Linked DNA regions of Homo sapiens: region 1 is linked to region 2. A link is a loop called in an ENCODE intact Hi-C map of the cell type or tissue named here. Cell type or tissue: dorsolateral prefrontal cortex. All regions are shown on one strand. Each heading gives the region's core, and the rest is flanking DNA. Links, peaks and the distances in the headings are about the cores only. Region 1 holds the start of ASPA (aspartoacylase). Region 2 overlaps CTNS (cystinosin, lysosomal cystine transporter).

Region 1 (4,390 bases), core at 232-4,231, 170 kb after region 2:
CTCAAATTAAAATTTATGCTAGTAAAAATATGATTTGATACAAACAGGATGACTGCAGTATAATTGCCCTGAAAAACATCTATTCCATAAAGTGAGGCATGTTTCTATTAAGAGTAGTGTCCATGTTTTGATCTGTGTTGAGACTAAACCTAAGGAGTGATCTAACTCAAATTAGAGTTGATCAGAAAACAAGCACATAGAACAGTGGCTAGTTGTGCCTGTGCATATCTTATATATATATATATTTTTTTTTTTGAGACGGAGTCTCGCTCTGTCACCCAGGCTGGAGTGCAGTGGCACCATCTCTGCTCACTGCAAGCTCCGCCTCCCAGGTTCACGCCATTCTCCTGCCTCAGTCTCCCGAATAGCTGGGACTACAGGTGCCCGCCACCATGCCCGGCTAATTTTTTGTATTTTTTTTAGTAGAGACGGGGTTTTACCGTGTTAGCCAGGATGGTCTTGATCTCCTGACCTCATGATCTGCCTGCCTCAGCCTCCCAAAGTGTTGGGATTACAGGTGTGAGCCACTGTGCCCGGCCATGTATCTTATATCTTAGCTAGTAGTCTACCAACTCCTTGAGGGGTAGAAACCAAGTTGTATAGAGCTGTGTACTCCCCCAGTACCTGGCACAGTTTCCTGAGAAAAACAGATGTTTCAGAATATTTTTTAGTAAAAGAAAAAAAGCGGCCCAGCGCGGTGGCTCATGCCTATAATCCCAGCACTTTGGGAGGCTGAGGCAGGCAGATCACCTGAGGCCAGGAGTTTGAGACCAGCCTGGCCAACATGGAGAAACCCCGTCTCTACTAAAAATACAAAAAATTACCCGGACATGGTGGCAAGTGCCTGTAATCCCAGCTACTCGGGAGGTTGAGGCAGGAGAATCACTTTAACCCGGAGGTGGAGGCTGCAGTGAGCTGAGATTGCACCATTGCACTCCAGACTGGGCAACAAGAGCGAAACTCCATCTCAAAAAGAGAAAGAAAGAAAGAAGTGGTAAAAAGCAAATATGTGGAGTCATATTATATCCACAGTGGTAGCTATTATGATGTAAACGAAGGCAAAAATAATTAATAAGGACCTAACCTAGCATGTTATGACTGCTTACGTTGTATGCAATATATTACAAATCAGCAAAATATAAGCTCTGAAAATTCAGATGGTGTCTTTAGTTCTCATCTCTGGTATCCCATCTACAACAATCCACCATGGAAGTTAAGTACGTCTGCTACTTCGGATCACAGGGAGGTCTGATGTCTTTATTTTTATTTATTTATTTATTTTTTTGAGACGGAGTCTTGCTCTGTCTCCCAGGCTGGAGTGCAGTGGCACAATCTTGGCTCACTGCAAGCTCCGCCTCCCGGGTTCACGCCATTCTCCTGCCTCAGCCTCCCAAGTAGCTGGGACTACAGGCACCCGCCACTACGCCCGGCTAATTTTTTGTATTTTTAGTAGAGATGGGGTTTCACTGCATTAGCCAGGATGGTCTCGATCTCCTGACCTCGTGATCCGCCTGCCTCGGCCTCCCAAAGTGTCTGATGTCTTCTGACAAAAGATATTTAATCACGCTTTCATTCAACAAATATTACTTGAAACATTACATTTTTTGAACTAGAACTTTATGCATTACCGTAAGCATAGTTGCTTGAAAACGTAGTGAATTTCCTAAAAAGCTAACAATTTTATATGCAAGCATAGTGGCCAAACACTAACTCAATGCAAAGGAGTATTAAATCTGTTTCTTTAAAGGTATGATTTTAAAACAAAACCCTTTTCTATTTATTGTCTCAGTCTGTATACATTTGAAAAGAAAACTTAATAATCTGGTGCTTAAGAAGGTTTATAAAAGAGCATGTGAATGCCCAGTTTAGATAATTGTGCAATTCACAATGCAGTATAATTAAAAGTGAAAGTGATCTTATTCAACATACGACTGCATGTACGGACATGAATTATCATCTGCATATACATATATGTGTTCTCTTTCACACACCTACCACTTTTCACACAACATACATACATATACAATACAAAGCATAGTCTTACCCAAGATTTTCAAGGTCAAAAATGCGATTCAGGTCACAGTCAATATATCTGGTACACTTCTTCACTGCTCTGGGGTTAGTAATAAATGGTTTTACCTCCAGCCCTGTTCTCTGAATCTCAGCGCCATTCTCTAGCCAATGCTTAACCAGAAATACTCCGGTTAGCTCATTCCCATGGGTTCCTCCAAAGATAGCAACCTTTTGTATATGTTCTTCAGCAATGTGACAAGAAGTCATTTCACCAAGTAGTTTTTATCTGATTTCTGCAATTCAGAAGAGAGATCAAAGGAAATTCGATTTTCTTAAGAAAGGTTTAGAAATGTAAATGAGACTTTACCCAAAGGGCAAAGTACAGAATTCCCTTGAGTGGAGTATATTTTAATTTTCTGTTACAAGTTCTGAGCCCCGTTTATGGACACTCCCTTCTTTAGCCCTGCCCTTTGCCATATTTGGATTAAAATATGCAAAGATCAACTAGAGATACAGCTGTTTACTTTAACTTCTAACTCCCTCAGATGGTCAGTAGATCTAAATACAGTAATAAATTAGCATTTCATACTAATACAAAAATTCCATTCTTTTCCTCAGCTAGGATGTCATCCAGTGAGGCTTTCACAATTATCTGTAATAATAAAAATAGTTTATACGTTTCTAATTTCACAAAATAAAAAAGTGGCCCACTCAGTATTTCCACGGGCATTTCAAAACATTTCTTCTCTGAAATGAGTTCAAGCACTTTTCATGATCTGAGGGCATTTGAATCTCACCTCTATAAACAGCCAAAGGCTGACCCTCAGAGACCTCCTCTTGAACCGGCGCCCATTCTTTCAGAATGCTTTTTCACAATCAGAAACAGAAGGGCCAAATCAATGATCACTTGGGACTCGAAAAGCTACCCTGAAACATCCCTTCATTTCTTTCTCATGAGGTTTTTGGTAATTCTGTGTTAACTTACTTATGAATCTTCCTCATTTTTTGCCTAAATACCAAAGGAAAGACAACTGTTAGTACTTTTCAAGTTTTTGTGATGCCTGAAAATGTCTTGGGACACACTGCATGTGCTAACCACATCATGTGAACTTACATAGACACAGCCTTATTCACTGTCAGCGGGGACTCTCCACTGGACTGTGTTACTCAAAAAGGGGTCTTATTAGGGGAAATTTTCCAGAATACTAAGATGATTACATCCCTTTGGAGAAATGACTCTGAGCCAAATCTGATTTGATTTCATGCTCAGTCACCCAGAAAGTCACATATGTTCAAGTACTGGGAATACCATGTACTAGTAACGCCAGGTTGTTTGATAGAGGGTACAATAAGAGTAATTTATTACAATTGCAGAGTTTAATTTATAATGTCCTTTCACTCAGTTTATTCATACATTAATTTTATACGATAGGGTGGGTTAGGTGTTGACATCCCCACTGCAGGGGTAAACGAAAGAGAGGTTAAGTAACTCAGTTAAGGTTCTGCAGGGATGTAGGAGAACCTAGGCCTGAGACCCATGTTTCTCATCCCAAGTCTAGTGTTTTTCACAGGACAATAGGGTGCCTCTCTGTTATTTTTGGTCTTCTTCACAGTTCTAGTTTTGCTCTTTCAGAATTCACATAAACAGCCATTACAGTGTGCTCAGGAAACAAACATGCATACAAACCAAATACATGGTGGAAAAATAAAATATGAATGCTTCCTAATATTTAATAAACCCACTGAATGTTCTTCCTTTAAGAGCTTATAATGCAGAGATAGAGAAAGCAAAATAACCACATCAAATCTATGCATTAAAATGACTGTTCTAATAGAAAAAAAAAGCTCCTGTAGGCTTTGACTGTCTGTCCACATCCATGTACACTGAACACTTCAGACGGTGTAGAGATGATGAAAACACACGTAAAAGTAAACAGATGACAGTTGTTTAGTTGCTTTGGTTTTAAGAGCAGTAACCATGGTGAATTATTAACACTCTACTATGCTTGGTTTCTTTTCTGCTGATTTGTAGTTTGTTCTGTCCTTTGCCCTAGTCTCTCTGGAAATGCTGCTTCAGTTATTTACTCGTAGCTGGCACAAATGACTTGCATTTTGAAGCTTGTTTTATGGAATTTTAACAGATCAGCACTTTGAAGCACATTTCACATTCATAAATAAAGTTTCTCTTACATGTCAAAATGAATAACTTTTTTGAGAGTTAATGAATTGCAGCAATTATTTCCCATACTTACCTTGTTTTTTGTGTACAGAGTTTGTCTTCTGTGGAAAGCTTTATTAGGAAAAAGGAGAGCATTTCCTCAGAAGTAGAGCAACAGAGGCTTTTCATACTCTTATACCAAGTTAACTTCCGAAAGAT
Region 2 (4,390 bases), core at 290-4,289:
GAGCTGATTTGCAGCCCATCTTGATGTGCCTCATGGCTACTGATCTCATCCCTGCATTCTTCTCCTCCTGCTTCCACCAGCTTTATTAAGGTATCATTGACAAATAAAAAGTGTATATATTTGCAGTATATAACGTGATGCTTTGATGTATGCATACATTGTGAAATGACTAAATCAAGCTAATTAATATCCATCATCTCAGATACTTATCTTTTTTTTGTTGTTGTTACGAACGTGAGTAGCTAGGACTATAGGTGCAAGCCACTGCACCCAGCTGTGGTGGGAACATTTAGGATCTATCTCTTAGCAGTTTTTAGGCATGCAGTAATACATGATTGTTAACTATATCGCCAGGTTGTACAATAGCTCTCCAGAAGTTATGCGCCCTGAGTGACTTGCGTTCATCTTGTTATTTAAACCCTTATTTGCCACCTCCTCTGTGGATGCTTTTTATCTAATTGAATAGCAACTGGCTCAAATGCTCAGTAAGGTGGGAGCAGGGTACACACAAATAGATACATGCATAAAGCTATGGGTAATGATCGCTATTAGATCACACGGCCTCTGGCACTGGTTTTTGGAAACGACACCCAACCAGTGGTGTCTCAGAATGAGGCTTCACAAACCTTAATGTGGACTCAAACCATTTGGGGATCTTGCTAGTGTGCTGACTTTGAATCAGTAGGTTTGGGATGGGGCCTGAGATGCTGTGTTCCTAAGGAAGCCCAATTCTCTGGTCCTTGAATGCCCTTTGAGCAGCCAGGCCTTGAAAATTGTAAGAACTTTTTTTTTTTTTTTTTTTGAGAAGGAGTCTCACTCTGTCACCCAGGCTGGAGTGTAGTGGGGCCATCTAGGCTCACCCCAACCTCCGCCTCCTGGGTTCAAGTGATCCTCCTGCCTCAGCCTCCCAAGTGGCTTGGATTACAGGTGCATGCCACCACGACTGGCTAATTTTTGTATTTACTTTAGTAGAGATGGGGTTTCACCATGTTGATCAGGCTGGTCTCGAACTTCCTACCTCAGGTGACCCGCTCACCTTGGCCTCCCAGAGTGCTGGGATTACAGGCGTGAGCCACCACTCCCGGTAAGAACGTTTACATTCCCAGAACCATTTTTGCCTCAGGTTCCTCACTATCACCTTCTTAATTCCATCTAATGGCATGTGATACTCATCCCCAAAAGACACCAACAAAGCCAAAATCACAGATTTCTAGGTTGATGGAACAGGGGCCGCCTAGGAGACCTGTTTCCACCAGCTCTTAATTCAAATGTGTTCTGTTACCTAGCATTTCCCTACCCATCCGTTAAGATTGGTTACTTACTTCATCGGGGAGCTCAAGGATAGTAATATTTTTGGAACGAAATGTGATTTCAAAAGTGATCACCAGGGTTGCATTTAATGGTGGCCTGTGGAGGACAAGAGTCTAATTACTGCTGAGAAGCTGGACAGTGAGATCTCAACCAACCCTCTGGATTTCACATCTGGCCTTCAACTCTCAAGCAGTTAGGCTTAGGAAATGCTAGGTGCTCCACCCTGATGGGTAGCCAGGTGGAAATCGTGCTCCCGTAGGCCTTCCTGTCTTAATCAGGAGACCAGGTGTCTGTCCCTTCAGGGTAGGGTGAGAACAGAGAAGAAAGCAAGGTGGGTGTGAATGACAAATGAGGCATCTGGAGGCCCAGGACCGTGGCTCCCTGCTCCGGTGGGAAAGGCTTCCCAGAGAGTCGGGTCTGAGTGGGGCCTTGTGTGAGGGCCAGCATTTGACTGAAGGAGGAGAGGGCTCAGGCAGGGAATGAGGAGGGAGCAGTCCGGACTTGGAAAGCTGGGAGAGGCATCTGACGGGAGAAGGCAGATGTGCTGGCTGGAAGCCGTCTTCTGGGCCCTGGCCCTGGGTTTAGAGGCCTGGAGTTAATCTGAAAGGCAGTGGGAGGCCACTCCAGGGGCCTGGACAGTTGTGGTAAGAGATGACTTGTAAGATTTGCAGGGGGAGGGTGTGCAGAGACAGAAGGAGCTGGGAGCGGAATGGCAGGCCTGCTAGGGGCCTCGGAACCAAAGCTTTGCTTTCAGGCCAGATCTCGCAGGAGAGGCGAGGAAGGGGGAAAGGCATAAAGAGAGAAGGAGAGGGTTCTAGGTCTTCTTCATCAGGGAATCCTCACGGCTGGGAGGCAAGGGAAGGACAAAGCAGCTAAGAGCAGAGAAGGCAGAGGCAGCCTCCCTGGCACAGACTGGACTAGGTCGCGACGTTTGTGCCTAAGCCAGCAGGTGGCAGCAAGTGAGACTCCCAGACAAGGCCCAGCATGAGCGGCATTCACCCGACGTGGCCACTCCTGCTTCTGAAAGCAACCTCAGAAGTGCCAACCAGCAGCTCAGCTCCCTGCCCCTTGACCTTCAGGGCTCTCTTCAAATACTTAGTCTTAGAAAGAATCGCTTTGAAATCTGGCCTCAACACCGGTCACACAGGACTCTTCCCATGCGGGGAAAAGACGCACGTCTCTGGGAGAAGCACCCCTTCCTTCTCCTGCCAGGGAAAGTGAGGACTCAGGGTGGGGGTCAGCCTTTGCGATCCCATCCTGCAGCCCGGGGCTAGCACCATCCCTTTTTCTAGGGCTTGTCTTACAGGTAAGAGGCAAGAATAGCGCATCTGAAATCTGAACAGACTGAGCCAGGGGTCAGCCCTGACCCAGCTGCGGGGCCTGAGCGGAGCTGAGCACAGCGCCAGGCCCAGGAACTTACCGCAGGGTGAGGCTGACGTTGGTCGAGCTGCCGTTCTCCAGCTTTACGACAGGAGGAACAGTGAGGCTGACGCTTGACTCTGGAAGGACCCAAATCAATGACATGAGGCACTGGGTCAGAGTTCAGGCCTGTGACAGAAAACTGGGCCGAAACCCCTGACATCTGAACTCCTGAGCTCTGACTCTCTGACGAGCCCTATTCTGTGATGGGACTGCAAACACAGGCCCTGGTTAGCTTCCTTCCCCACCTGCTGCCAGAGACAGAGATGGAGGAAAACAGGCCTGAGCAGGAAACGCCGGAGCGTCCTCCTCCCGCTGCGATGACAGGCTCTGAGAGTCTGCGGCTGAGTTAACCAGAGATTGTTAGAGAACCATGGAGCCCAAAAATCATTACAGGGGAATTCCAGCGTGACCTGGGAGCGTAAAAGGCAGCCGTGAACCACCTCTTCAGATGAAAGCACAGGGGTCTCCTCTGTTCATGAAGTCAAAATGGTCCTGAAGAACTGGGCCAGCCCCTTTCCTGCACTCTCAGAGAGACACATGGGCCCAGCTAATGAGTTTCTAAGGAGCCCTTTGGGGTCCCTTCCCAACCCAGCTCACCCTGGCACTGGTCCCCTTCCTGGGGCTGACTATCTGCGGGGTACTGGAGGAGGAAGGGTGAATAGTTGTTTCACTCTGAGATTTCTTCTTGGCATTAAGCTGTTAACTCAGAATCAAGTTGACAAACAGGCCCCCAGATGAGGGAAGAAGCAGATCTGGGTCTTAGGGTCTTAGAAAACCATCGTGGGGCTGGGCGTGGTGGCTCACGCTTAGAAACCTGGCGCTTTGGGAGGCCAAGGCGGGAGGACTGCTTGAGCCCAGGAGCTGGAGATCAGCCTGGGCAACACAGAAAGACTCTGTTTCTACAGAATATTTTCTTAAAAAAAGAAAGAAAACTGGGCAGGCGTGGTGGCTCATGCCTGTAATCCCAGCCTTTTGGGAGGCCGAGGCAGGTGGATCACGAGGTCAGAGGATCAAGACCGTCCTGGCCAACATGGTGAAACCCTGTCTCTACTAAAAATACAAAAAATTAGCTGGGTTTGGTGGCATGCACCTGTAGTCCCGGCTACTTTGGAGGCTGAGGCAGAGAACTGCTTGAACCTGGAAGGCAGAGGTTGCAGTGAGCTGAGATCGCTACTGCATTCCAGCCTGGGCAACAGAGCGAGACTCCATCTCAAAAAAAAAAAAAAAAGAAAGAAAACCCTCTTGCAAGGCCAACTAGCCCAGAGCACCGGACTGAGTAAGCCTCTCTTTGTGTGCTTCCTGTATTCTTTGTGCAGCCCCGTCCCAGCCTCTGCTCCCAGGGGTACTGGAAGGCTCATGCCACACCTGCCATCTCACTTCCCCTGCCTGATTGCCTTCAGGGTTACACACAGCCTGGGGTTATGGTCATGACTCTAGGCCGGGCGGGGAAGCAGGTGCATGACTGTGATGAGGAGCGTCTTTGCAACGGCAGAGGCTGCCAGCATGCCCGGTTCCCCGACCCAGACCCCGTCACTCAGACCCCCCAGGCCCAGTTCCCCCCACCCAGACCCTGTCACTCAGACCCCTCAAAGGCAGATGAATTGAGATCTGAAATTTTAGACGCTTGGGTTGGAAGGAAACTTTTTTTTTTTTTTTT

What was found. Peaks named below come from ENCODE experiments on the same cell type or tissue, not always from the same donor. Only the 100,000 strongest peaks of a DNase experiment are listed, where the experiment ranks them.
Region 1: it touches region 2 in a loop (4-fold over the local background); 5 of 110 quality-filtered maps call a loop at or near these places.

Annotation. Positions count from the first base shown.
Region 1 is chr17:3,474,050-3,478,439 of GRCh38, reverse strand. It overlaps ASPA (aspartoacylase), which reads right to left and starts at 2,443. Exons shown (of 6, transcript NM_000049.4): 1 at 2,045-2,443. The coding sequence starts at 2,280. It also overlaps a transcript of SPATA22 not described here. In dorsolateral prefrontal cortex, for the core only: a CTCF peak has its summit at 2,175; no DNase peak of the experiment used is centred there; H3K4me3 peaks cover 2,982 bases; H3K27ac peaks cover 4,000 bases.
Region 2 is chr17:3,645,864-3,650,253 of GRCh38, reverse strand. It overlaps CTNS (cystinosin, lysosomal cystine transporter), which reads right to left. Exons shown (of 12, transcript NM_004937.3): 4 at 2,732-2,810; 5 at 1,323-1,407. LOC105371493 (a long non-coding RNA gene) reads left to right here. Exons shown (of 6, transcript XR_007065579.1): 4 at 1-90. Among named protein-coding and RNA genes, the nearest start is that of CTNS, 11 kb to the right of the region's middle. In dorsolateral prefrontal cortex, for the core only: a CTCF peak has its summit at 2,264 (motif pointing right); a DNase peak (open chromatin) is centred at 2,273; H3K27ac peaks cover 732 bases.